Regions from separate parts of the Homo sapiens genome. Here region 1 is linked to region 2. Evidence: read pairs that join two places in POLR2A ChIA-PET (ENCODE). Cell type or tissue: A673. All regions are shown on one strand. Each heading gives the region's core, and the rest is flanking DNA. Links, peaks and the distances in the headings are about the cores only.

Region 1 (5,382 bases), core at 256-5,255, 320 kb after region 2:
TATCTATCTATCTATCTATCTATCTATCTATCATCTATCTCTATCTATATTTTATTTTTTATAAATAGAGACAGGGTCTCACCATATTGGCCAGGCTGGTCTCAAACTCCTGGGCTCAAGTGATCAATTGCCTTTGCCTCCCAAAGGGCTGGGATTATAGGCATAAGCCACTGTACCTGACCCAATCTTTTTTGCTAAAATATATCTTGCAGTGCCCATGAAAGAATATGTTCAGAATTCATCTCTAAAATGGATACTGGTTTTACCTTCATCCTACCAACAGAATGTATTGTGACTAGAGCTACCTCCCATCTCTTGGGGCAGCAAGTGGGGCCTAATAGCTTTATAAGATATAAACATAATTAAACATTAATGGCTAATATTATTGAGTAGTTACTGTGTGGCAGGCATTGTTGTAAGGGCTTTATGGTTTTTTTTTTTTTCTTGAGATGGAGTCTCCTTTCACCCAGGCTGGAGTGCTGTGGCGCGATCTCGGCTCACTGCAAGCTCCGCCTCCCGGGTTCATGCCATTCTCCTGCCTCACCCTCCCGAGTAGCTGGGACTACAGGTGCCCGCTACCACCCCTGGCTAATTTTGTTTTTGTATTTTTAGTAGAGACAAGGTTTCACTGTGTTAGCCAGGATGGTCTCGATCTCCTGACCTTGTGATCCGCCCGCCTCGGCCTCCCAAAGTGTTGGGATTACAGGCGTGAGCCAGCGCCCCCAGCCTTTATGGGTCTTAACTCATTTTCTCCTAATACAGTCTCCCACAGTGTAGCTACAGTTATGACTCCCATTTTCTGGAAGAGGAACCTGAGGCACAGGGTGGTTAGGTAATTTTCCCAGGGCACAAGGAGTAAGTAGTAGAGTCAGGATTTGAACCAAGCAGTCTGACTCAATAGACCATAAGCATAATGGCTATACTGTGTGTTGGCATAGCAGAGCATAACTTTTCTCCTACCTTACCAGAAAATGAGCACACTGGAAGCCTCTGTTTAAGCCTGGACTTTGGCTGTCCAATGTGGTGGCCCCATGTGGCTACTGAGCACTTGAAATGTGCCTAGTACAAATTGAGATGTGTGGTAGGAGTAAAATACATACTGGATTTTGAAGACAGCATGAGAGAAAGAATGCAAAAGATCACTTTTATAATTATTTCATATTGATTAAGTGCTGAAATGATAATATTTTAGATATGTTGAGATGAATAAACTATATCCTTATAATTAATTTCACTCTTTTTACTTTTTAAAATGTAGCTTCTAAAAAATTAAAAATTCCATGTATGACTTGTCTTTGTGGTCAGCATTTCTATTTGAACAGCGCTGGCCTTGGCAGTTTGCTCATTCATTTGTTCACTCATTCATTCAGCATGTGTTGGCAACCAATAGGTGCCAAAAGAAGCTAGACTCTGAGGATACAGCAGTTAACAAGACCAATTTGATTCTTGTTGTCAAGTAGCTCAATATTCCAGAAGGGTGGGTGGGAAAAGGAGGTCTTAAAGACCCTAAGAAATAATTATGTAAGTAGTTAATTAACATCATTATTAAGTGTTCAAAGAGGGAAGGGGGTAGCTAGGAGAGATTGTACTAAGGGCATCTAACCCCTGGGGGCCATTCAGTAAATGTTATCCATTCAATAAATATTTGTTGAGGGAATAAATGAATCTGGGGGATTAGAGGAGCTTTCCTGAGGAAATAACTTTCAGATAGAATTCTGCAGAGATGGGAGAGAGTCAGGTGAAATATTGGCAGCTTCTCCTGTGATCGCAGGCCCTGCTGTGTGGGTGGCTTTGTCTACTCTCCCTTTATATCACAGATAGTTGTCTCTGGTTGGGTTTGGGTCTGCCCATTTTGATGCGGTGGGTAGAGGCATGGGGAGTTGTGTTCCTTGGTATGAAGAAGGGTGGTCTCAGCCACTGGGGGCATCCTAGGGAGATGGGCAGGAGGGAGGTCACCTTCCCTTCCCTCCTCCAGCATCGCGCAGTGCCCAGCCCCTGGGGCCTCCCACAAGGAGGCTGTGTATTGCCTCCTTTCCCTTTCCTCCTGCTCCTACTAGGTTTGCCTCTGCAGCATTTTCCTTTGTTGCACAATCCATTTGACAGGTTTTTATTTTGTTGTTGTTTCTGCCCAGTGTAAATGAGATCTCCAGTAGGGAGAATGACTTTTAAATCTTTTGTGACCCTGGAGTACAAAATGTTCCCAATTCCTTCCCCTGAGCAATTTTTATTTCTGTGGCAAGTCACAATAGAGTGCTTATTTTTGTCAATAACAATTGGGCAGCAGGAGAGGTGGGAGAGGCTGGCCCCATGAAGCTGGGTGGCTGGAGTTTGCTGCTGGTAATGGTAACTAGCCTGAAGTGGGAGGGAGCTGGGAGCTGGAGCTGGGCTGGGGACAGAGGGCAGCTGTGGGCAGCTAGGGAGGAATGTGGGCACCCGCCCTTGGGCCCCTGTGCAGACCCCGGGGAGTTGATCTTGGATCAGCCTCCTCTGGATTTTTGCAGACACGATCCCAGGTTGCCAAGTTACCCAATGAGCCAGAAAGCAATAAAACCACCCTAACCCAGCTGGGGGTGGATTTTGCTTGGTTCAGAGCCTATCTCGCCTGGATCTTATATTGGACTTACACAAAGGGATTTACTCCAGGATGGGTAACTATTTTGGCAGGAAAATCAGGCACTGTGCCCTAAACATACTGGGACTTAATAAATATTTGTTAAGTCAGTGAATACAAATTTGCAGTAAGGAATACCATTTTCAGTTAATTCAGGGCAGTTGGGCTGCCCTGAATGAGGTCTCAGCTGGGCTGGTTGTCTCAGCAGTCTTTTCCTGATCTAAGATTCTGCAGTTCTCTGAAACTTGCCTGGTCAGGGACAGGCTTCTGACCTGGAGGTGGGTTACGGTCCAGGATTTGTGCCTACCTAGAGGTCACTGTTTCTTCCTTACAGCAGGGTGTCTCGACCTCGGCACTGTGGACATTTGGGGCTAGAGAACTCTTTGTGGCAGGGGCTGTCCTGTGCACTGTGGGAGGTTAAGCAGCATCCCCAGCCTCTACCTACGAGATCTAGTGGCACCTCCCTCCACGCTCCAAGTGGTGAGAAGCAAAGATGCCTCTCTGTCTTGCCCAGTGTGCCCTGGGAGATGGGGGCAGGGGACAAAATTGTCTGTGTCTGAGAACCACTGGTCTACAGGAGTAAAGGGAGACCGTGTGCGGATGATACCAGGAAGTACATAATTGCAGGCCGTTTCTGTGCGATATATATCATATGGCATGGAGGGTGTGTGGATTTATCTTCCCAAGCACTGTATTTAGCACACATTAAAACTGCCTGCTCTGTCTTAGTGCCCACTTGTTGGGGTGGGAGGCCTGGGGGAAGGAGGAGGGCTCCTGCAGCACAGCAAGGCCCAGGAGGTGGTTCACTGCACACGGACAATGCCCAGCACACTGCATCGTCCTCTGTCCACAGCTCCCTCCTCTATTCCTTGGGGATGGCAGCAGTTCTAGACACTGTATGTCCACTGAAATCACCTGGGAGGCTTTTCAGGACTTCGGTTTAATTGGTAGCAGCTAGCACCTGAGCATCTCTCCCTCTTTCTTTTTTCTTTTCCTTCCTTCCTTCCTTCCTTCCTTCCTTCCTTCCTTCCTTCCTTCCTTCCCTCCCTCCCTCCCTCCCTCCTTCCTTCCCTCCCTCCCTCCTTCCTTCCTTCTCTCTCTTTCTCTCCTTCTTTCTTTCTCTTCCTTTCTTTTTTTTTTTTTTTTTGACTGAATCTCACTCTGTCGCCCAGGTTGGACTGCATCTCAGCTCACTGCAACCTCCACCTCCTGGGTTTAAATGATTGTCCTGCCTCAGCCTCCTGAGTAGTTGAGACTACAGGTGTGCACCACCACGTCCCGCTAATTTTTGTATTTTTTGGTAGGGACAGGGTTTCACCATGTTGGCCAGGCTGGTCTCAAACTCCTGACCTCAAGTGATCCGCCTGCCTTGGGCTCCCAAAGTGTTGGGATTACAGGCGTGAGCCATCGCACCCGACCGCATCTATATTTTTTCTGAAGCCGCTCAGGTGACCCATCTGTGCAGCTGTCCCGCTGAGAGTCCCTGGTGTGACAAAGAGCCTGGGCTTTGCGATCGGGCACCCCTGGCTATAGTCCCAGCTGGCCAAACTTCTCTGAGGTTACTTGTTGATGAAACTGGGAATAATAATTGCTCCCTCCCAAGCTGTAGTGATAGGTGAAGGAGGTAATGTTTCAAGGAAGCTCTTATTGTGAGGTGCCTAATAAGTGCTTATTAATGCCCTTCTCCTTTCAGGCCGTCCTTCCCGTAGCCACATCCTTCCCTCCTGGTCTCATTCCCTCTGGCTCCGAGCTGGGTCTCCAGGCGCTCTTTTGGGATCTCCATGTGGCTGATGTGGGGTTGTCTCTCTTGACTCCCTGTGGAGCCTCTTCTGTTTTCTGCACCTGGAAAGAACCAGTTTCTGCACACTTTTGAGGCCCTAGGCCACAGCAGGGCTCAGAGGGATTTTCCAGGTACTTCTAGCAAAGCTGACCTGAGGGGCCAGCAGTGAGTGCCAGGGCAACACAGGAAACACATTCCTGGCTAGGGGTATGTCTCCATTTGTCCTACTATTTGTGTGTGTGTGTGTGTGTGTGTGTGTGTGTGAATAGGGAGTGTGTAGGTGGGGCAAAGTAAGCCTGGGTCACACTTAGTAAGCCTGGGTCACAGGGGTCAGCTGAAGGTGACACGAAGAGGAGAGGTTCTGTTCATTCTGTCACTCACTTATCCTTTTATTTTTTTTTTAAATGGCCCACTGCAGATGCAGGCCCCCGGAGTTAGAACAATGCTTTGGTTATGTTGAGTTAGGGAGTGATAAATATCCTTGAGAAGAATGCTCTTGTGTAGGCCTGTAGGTCTTGGGGCTACTGACCCAACACAGTGTTTAACCAGGGGCAACGGGTTCCTGTGGACATCTGGCCTGAGCCCGCAGTTAAACCTACCCCCTCACCACTTTATTGAGCAGAAATTCGTAGTCATGGGTGTATTCACATGGAGCCGAAGTAGCCCTGTAAATTAGCACAGAAGTTAAAACCTCACCCAATTATTTCCCTAGTTCATTCTCTTCCCTTGGATTGCAGTGCTTGTCAAATATAGGAAGTGAATGTTCTTCCATGGTTTACCGGAAAAAGTCATCCTGGCAGGCAATTTTTTTAAACTGGAAACTCTGGGTAGATTCTTGGACTTTGCCTAATACTAATAAGAAACCTAGTATGAACATTTTATTTGACCAGTGTTCTGAACCAGGGGTGATTTTTGCCTTCCAGAGGACATTTGGCAACGCCTGGGAACACTTTTGGTTGTCACAACTAGGGGAGGATGCTACTGGTTTCTT
Region 2 (5,382 bases), core at 132-5,131:
TTGGCCAGGCTCATCTTGAACTCCTGACCTCATAATTCGCCTGCCTCGGCCTCCCGAAGTGCTAGGATTACAGGCGTGAGCCACCGCGCCCGGTCATAAAATAGCAACTTTCTGTAGGTGGGGCACAGTGGCTCACACCTGTAGTCCCAGCACTTTGAGAGGCCAAGGCAGGTAGATCACTTGAGGCCAGAGGTTCGAGACCAGCCTAGCCAATTTGGCAAAACCCCATCTCTTCGAAAAATACAAAACATTAGCTGGGCATGGTGGCATGTGCCTGTAGTCTCAGCTACTCAGGAGGCCGAGGCAGGAGAATCACTTGAACGCTGGAGGTGGAGGTTGCAGTGAGCTGAGATCGCGCCGCCATAGTCCAGCCTGGGCAACAGAGTGAGACTCTGTCTCAAAAACAAAAACAAACAAACAAACAACAATATATATAGCAACCTTCTGTAGAATGACATAGAAAAGAGTCTGAACCATTCCCTCAAGTAGTTTTAAAAAGTGCTATTTATGCAAAAATTATTTAAAAAAAAGCCAACAGGAAAAAATAACAAATATAGCAAAGAATAATTTGTCTTTAATAGTATTATAGTAAACTCAAATCCCGAGAAAATACAAGCTAAGTAGACAAAAGGATAAGTTATGTCATGTACATATTATTTACAAGAGACAAAATGCTATTTATTGGATGTGTTGAAAAATGGTCGATTTCTGTCTCTGATTACCGGTGGGGTTAAAGTAGTGAGATAATTTTTACATATACAGTTAAAGTTTTCTTTGGTACCATTTTGTTTGGAATGCTGCCAAGCATTTGGTAAAAGATATTTAGATACATTGCATTTAAGACCATGTGATACAGAACTATGTCATATATCCCTTTAAAACAATTGGGCGATTTGTTCTAAGAACAAAATGGACATAGCCTTAAACGAAAGTCCCATTTCTGAGTGTCCACACTAATATCATAATTGTCTACAGGTAAAAGCAGCCAAATGTCTGCCCTTCATAAGTAGCAAACAAAGAAGGAACATTTACCTATCTAGCAATGGGACAATACGTTTGATTCAATAACATGTTAGAATGGGTTCAGCAAAGGTAGGTCTGCTGGCTAAAGCCATCCTGCTGCCTGATTTTGTTAGCCTATGAGCTAAGAATGGTTTTTATCTTTTTCAGCAGTTGGGGAAAAAATATTACATAACACACATAAATTATGTCACGATATGAAATTCACATTTCAGAGCCCATTCCTTTATATAATGTAACATTCAGAGCTGCTTTCACACTACGATGGCAGTGCTCAGTAATTGTGACAGACCCTGTGGCTCACAAAGCTTAAAATATTTAGTATTTGGCCCTTTCCAGAAAAGAGTTTGTTAACCCCTGTGTTAGGACCTTGTGTGGCCATTAAAAGCCTTTATGAAGAGTTTGTAACAGTAAGTTTAAGCCATATATGTTATCATGGATAATTCTGTAAAAAAATCAGGATGTAAAGATGAAATACTTAATAAAATGACATAAAAACATGAAAAAAATGTTGTTTTAGGTACTGGGACCTATGGGTGATGTTATTCCTTTCTTATTTTTCATTCCAGGTATTCTGTATAACAAGAATTACTTTACCATGGTGAACAAAGGTATTTAAAAGAATAAGCAAAGCACATGCATAGCAATTACATTTTATGAGTCAGAAAATAATCTTAGCACTTACCTGTCAACACAACTTTTCCAGATACAAAGATAAGCAACACAATTCGTGGTTTTACCATTCTATAAATAAGACCAGGAAACAGTTCAGGCTCGTAACTGTTAAGATGTAAAAGGAAAATGTTAAAAATAGCACTATTCAGCTCCTTTCCCATAACATGTAAGGCCCAGTATATTAAAGTGCATATTAAAGCAGTTGTAAATAAGTTAGCTATTTTATCAAAAACTTTTTAACTATCTTGATGAAGAGTCTTGAGTGTCCTAGGTAATATCTTATGGAAGTTAGGAACATAATTAATTTTGGGTCATAACACAAGTGCAAGCTATCCTGGATGGTTATTAGAAATCAAGGTAACTTAGGGCATCTGATTTAGTGTATTGAGAGCTTGTTGGTTAAACATCCTCTATCTTTTCAAAAAAGTCTGTTAATAAGAATACATAATCATGTTTTTCTGGGTTTCCAAATTCTCCAATAATAAACATATTTTGTATGCTTTTACGAACTGCTGAAGTTAACATTTTTAGCAGATAGAACCTAAAAATATTTCTAGGCCACTGCTATTTGTATTTGAACAGGTGCTATATAAATAAAGAAAATCCAATTATCCCGAGTTTTTACAATTCAGGATTTGTTGCTATAAATAGTAACTCATATTTACTACTAAATATAAGCTGGCCACTCCATGGAGCGAAAGATGATAGCACTTAAGAGCTTCTTCTCCACACTCCAGCCTGGAGAGGAGGGCAGATTCTTAGAAAGGCTTGAGGAACCTACCAAAAAGAAGTCAGGAAGTGAGAGGAGGTGAATAAAACTATTCTCAAAGCAGTGGCTAATGGACAAGAAATATAAGAAAAAAAGACATCCAAGCAATGGAACACTAGCATCTTTGCACTTAAAGGGTGAATCCAGACTGCATGGAAAAGCTCCATTCAGTTCAGCAATGAACAAGACCCAAAAACAACAGCAGATGTGGAACCTTTTACTGGCTCCAGAAAGGCGCATCTTGAAGTGAGTCTTGCCCATCTCAAGTATAGGAGGTCATTGTGGGTGGAACTGTCTTCTGGAACATCACTCTGTCTTACTGCAGGGAGCCTGTCAAGACTTTCTCCCACTAACCACTTCCCAACACTGGGGAGACCATGACACTAGGGGGAGCCCTGAAAAACCCTCCAGGGCTATGAGATCCAGGCCAAGAAAATGAAGGCTGGAGACACAAAAAGAAGATTTCCATTTGATCTTCCAGCTAAATTTTAAGACTTAGAAAAGAGAAAACAAAAACTTTGGTATGTAAATGATATTGAACTGCATTTAGCTTTTAGAACCATGGTTTTAAGATTACCAGTATAATGTGCTCCCAATTAGGAATATACTTCATTTTATTTATTCTCTGCCTCATTCCAAAAGAAGGCTGAGGCAGAGAAAGAGAGTGGTTTTGGTTAGGGATGGAGAACATTTCACAAAGATTGAGAATATCGAACACCTGCCAATTTCTTGGCCAACCCAACTTTGACCCATCCTTCAAGTCTCATTTTAAATGTTACTTCCCCAAGAAAATCTTCCTTGATCTCTACCCACCCCCAATTACATTAAAGACCCTGCTTTATGGTCTCATAGCCCCTGAAGGGCCTTACCTTCACAGTCACCATGTTTCATTACTGTCATTGACTTGTCCATCTTTTCTTTTAGACAGTGATCTCTATGTGGGCAAGGGACTATAGCTATATTGCTTGCCATTATCATCCTAGCATCTGCTACATGGTAGTCACCTAGATCTTATTCATATAGCAAGTATTTATATCAGGATACCTTTGAATTAAAAATTAAAGAGGGGGCCGGGTGCGGTGGCTCACACCTGTAATCCTAGTACTTGGGAAGTCGAGGTGGGTGGATCGCCTGAGGTCAGGAGTTCAAGACCAGCCTGGCCAATATGGTAAAACCTCGTCTCTACTAAAAATACAAAAATTAGCCGGGTGTGGTGGTGGGTGCCTATAATACCAGCTACTCAGGAGGCTGAGGCAGGAGAATCACTTGAACCCTGGGGGGTGGAGGTTGCAGTGAGCTGAAATCATGCCACTTCACTCCAGCCTGGGCAAAAGAGCAAAACTCCATCTCAAAAAAAAAAAATAAATAAATAAAATAAAGAGGGAAAAATTCTCATTGACAACTGTGGAAATGATTATGTCATAGAAAGATTACCAGAGAAAGTGCCTGGTAACAAAAGGAGATACTTGTATTATTAAATGTTGACATACAAATTTGCAGAACCTGGGAAACTGAATGACCTTAGGGGTTTAACACAAGGCAAATTTGGCCTGATAATTATAACTGATTATGTAGCATGGTTCCCCACAGAGCTACAGACAATTAGAGAGGCCTCATGTTAAAAATTCAAATCTTCTAAGAGGTGTTTTTAATGTTCCCAGTGTCAAGAATACACACTCTGGAGTTGTAATCCATAACCTGAGGCTGACAGCCGAATGGAGAGGATGAGGGGGAGGCAAGAATGAGACTAGAAATAGAAAGTTGTGGGAATACAAAGCAAGCTTCCTGGCCAGATTAAAAAAAAAAAAAGAAAAGAAAAGAAAAGATGACTGAGATCATAAAACTGTCCCAGGAGGAAGATAGAACAGGGATGGGCCCACTCCGTCTGATGTATTCTCACTGCGCCTTACTGGCAACCCTTCCAGAAGCTGGTAGTAATAACAAGGGGCACCTATTCTAGACTTAGATCTGCTCTGCAAGGAAGATGCTGGTGAAAAAGAAATGAATGGACACTTGGGAAGAACCACACACATCATTTTCGAGCCCTGAATGGCCAGAAGGGAATGCTAAGTCTAATGTAGACACAACCTTAGAGTTCGGGCAGAGCTCTTGCAGATGTACACTAAGCCGATTCAGAGAAAGATAGGCTGGAGGCTCGTGACTTGAGAGTCTGGAAGATAAGACAACTTAAGCACTGGGAGACTCTTAGAAACAGGCTTTATTAGGAAATCTGCAAATTATGCCAAGATTGAAGGAAGAAAGATACCTAAAGAGGCAACATGTCTTACATGGGGGAATGGGAGGACTTTATAGGGAGCTCAGATTTTTAAAAAATGGGGTATATTTAGGCATTCAATAGCATACAGTGAAAAAACTGAAGAAAAAAGAAAACATAATCAAGAGAAAAATAAACATGTCAAAAGAAAAATAAGCATATCATAAAAGCTGAATCTCAGAATGAATGAAAATATTTTAGAAGAAAAAGGAATTTTTAACTTCCATTCAGATCATATCTGAAAGGAAAGCTAACAAATGTTAGGGAAAGCACAGCAATATGATCCCTATCTACTCTATTGACGGGATAATCATTCGATGGCCAAGAGAAGATAAGGCGTTGGAATGAAAGAACTTCAGTTCCAGCTTGGCCAAGAGAATTTAAGAGCATCTGTGATTAACCCAGGCCAAGTGCCCTAGCCCAGGTGTATATCTTGGTGAGTCAAGGGGTTTGGTGTCCATGAGTCACCCTCCATCCCTGCTCTCTGAGGGCCTGGGATGGGAGAGCCACCAAAACGGCTGGGGGCGGGGGAGGAGCACTAGCTGTTGAGACGGGAAGTCTGAAGTCAGGAAGGCTAGAGATATTCCCTAGGAAAAGGAATATACTACAGGCAACATTGTGTTGCGGGCTGCAGCTATATACA

Evidence for each region. ChIA-PET counts read pairs that join two places held together with the same protein. Peaks named below come from ENCODE experiments on the same cell type or tissue, not always from the same donor. Only the 100,000 strongest peaks of a DNase experiment are listed, where the experiment ranks them.
Region 1: POLR2A ChIA-PET joins it to region 2 with 5 read pairs; 2 of 35 experiments call an interaction of 5 or more read pairs at or near these places.

The regions. Positions count from the first base shown.
Region 1 is chr14:55,738,010-55,743,391 of GRCh38, forward strand. No RefSeq gene overlaps it. Among named protein-coding and RNA genes, the nearest start is that of LINC00520, 56 kb to the right of the region's middle. In A673, for the core only: no CTCF peak of the experiment used is centred there; a DNase peak (open chromatin) is centred at 2,582; H3K27ac peaks cover 703 bases.
Region 2 is chr14:55,422,454-55,427,835 of GRCh38, forward strand. TBPL2 (TATA-box binding protein like 2) reads right to left here. Exons shown (of 7, transcript NM_199047.3): 6 at 1,706-1,800. It also overlaps a transcript of FBXO34 not described here. Among named protein-coding and RNA genes, the nearest start is that of ATG14, 13 kb to the left of the region's middle. In A673, for the core only: no CTCF peak of the experiment used is centred there; no DNase peak of the experiment used is centred there.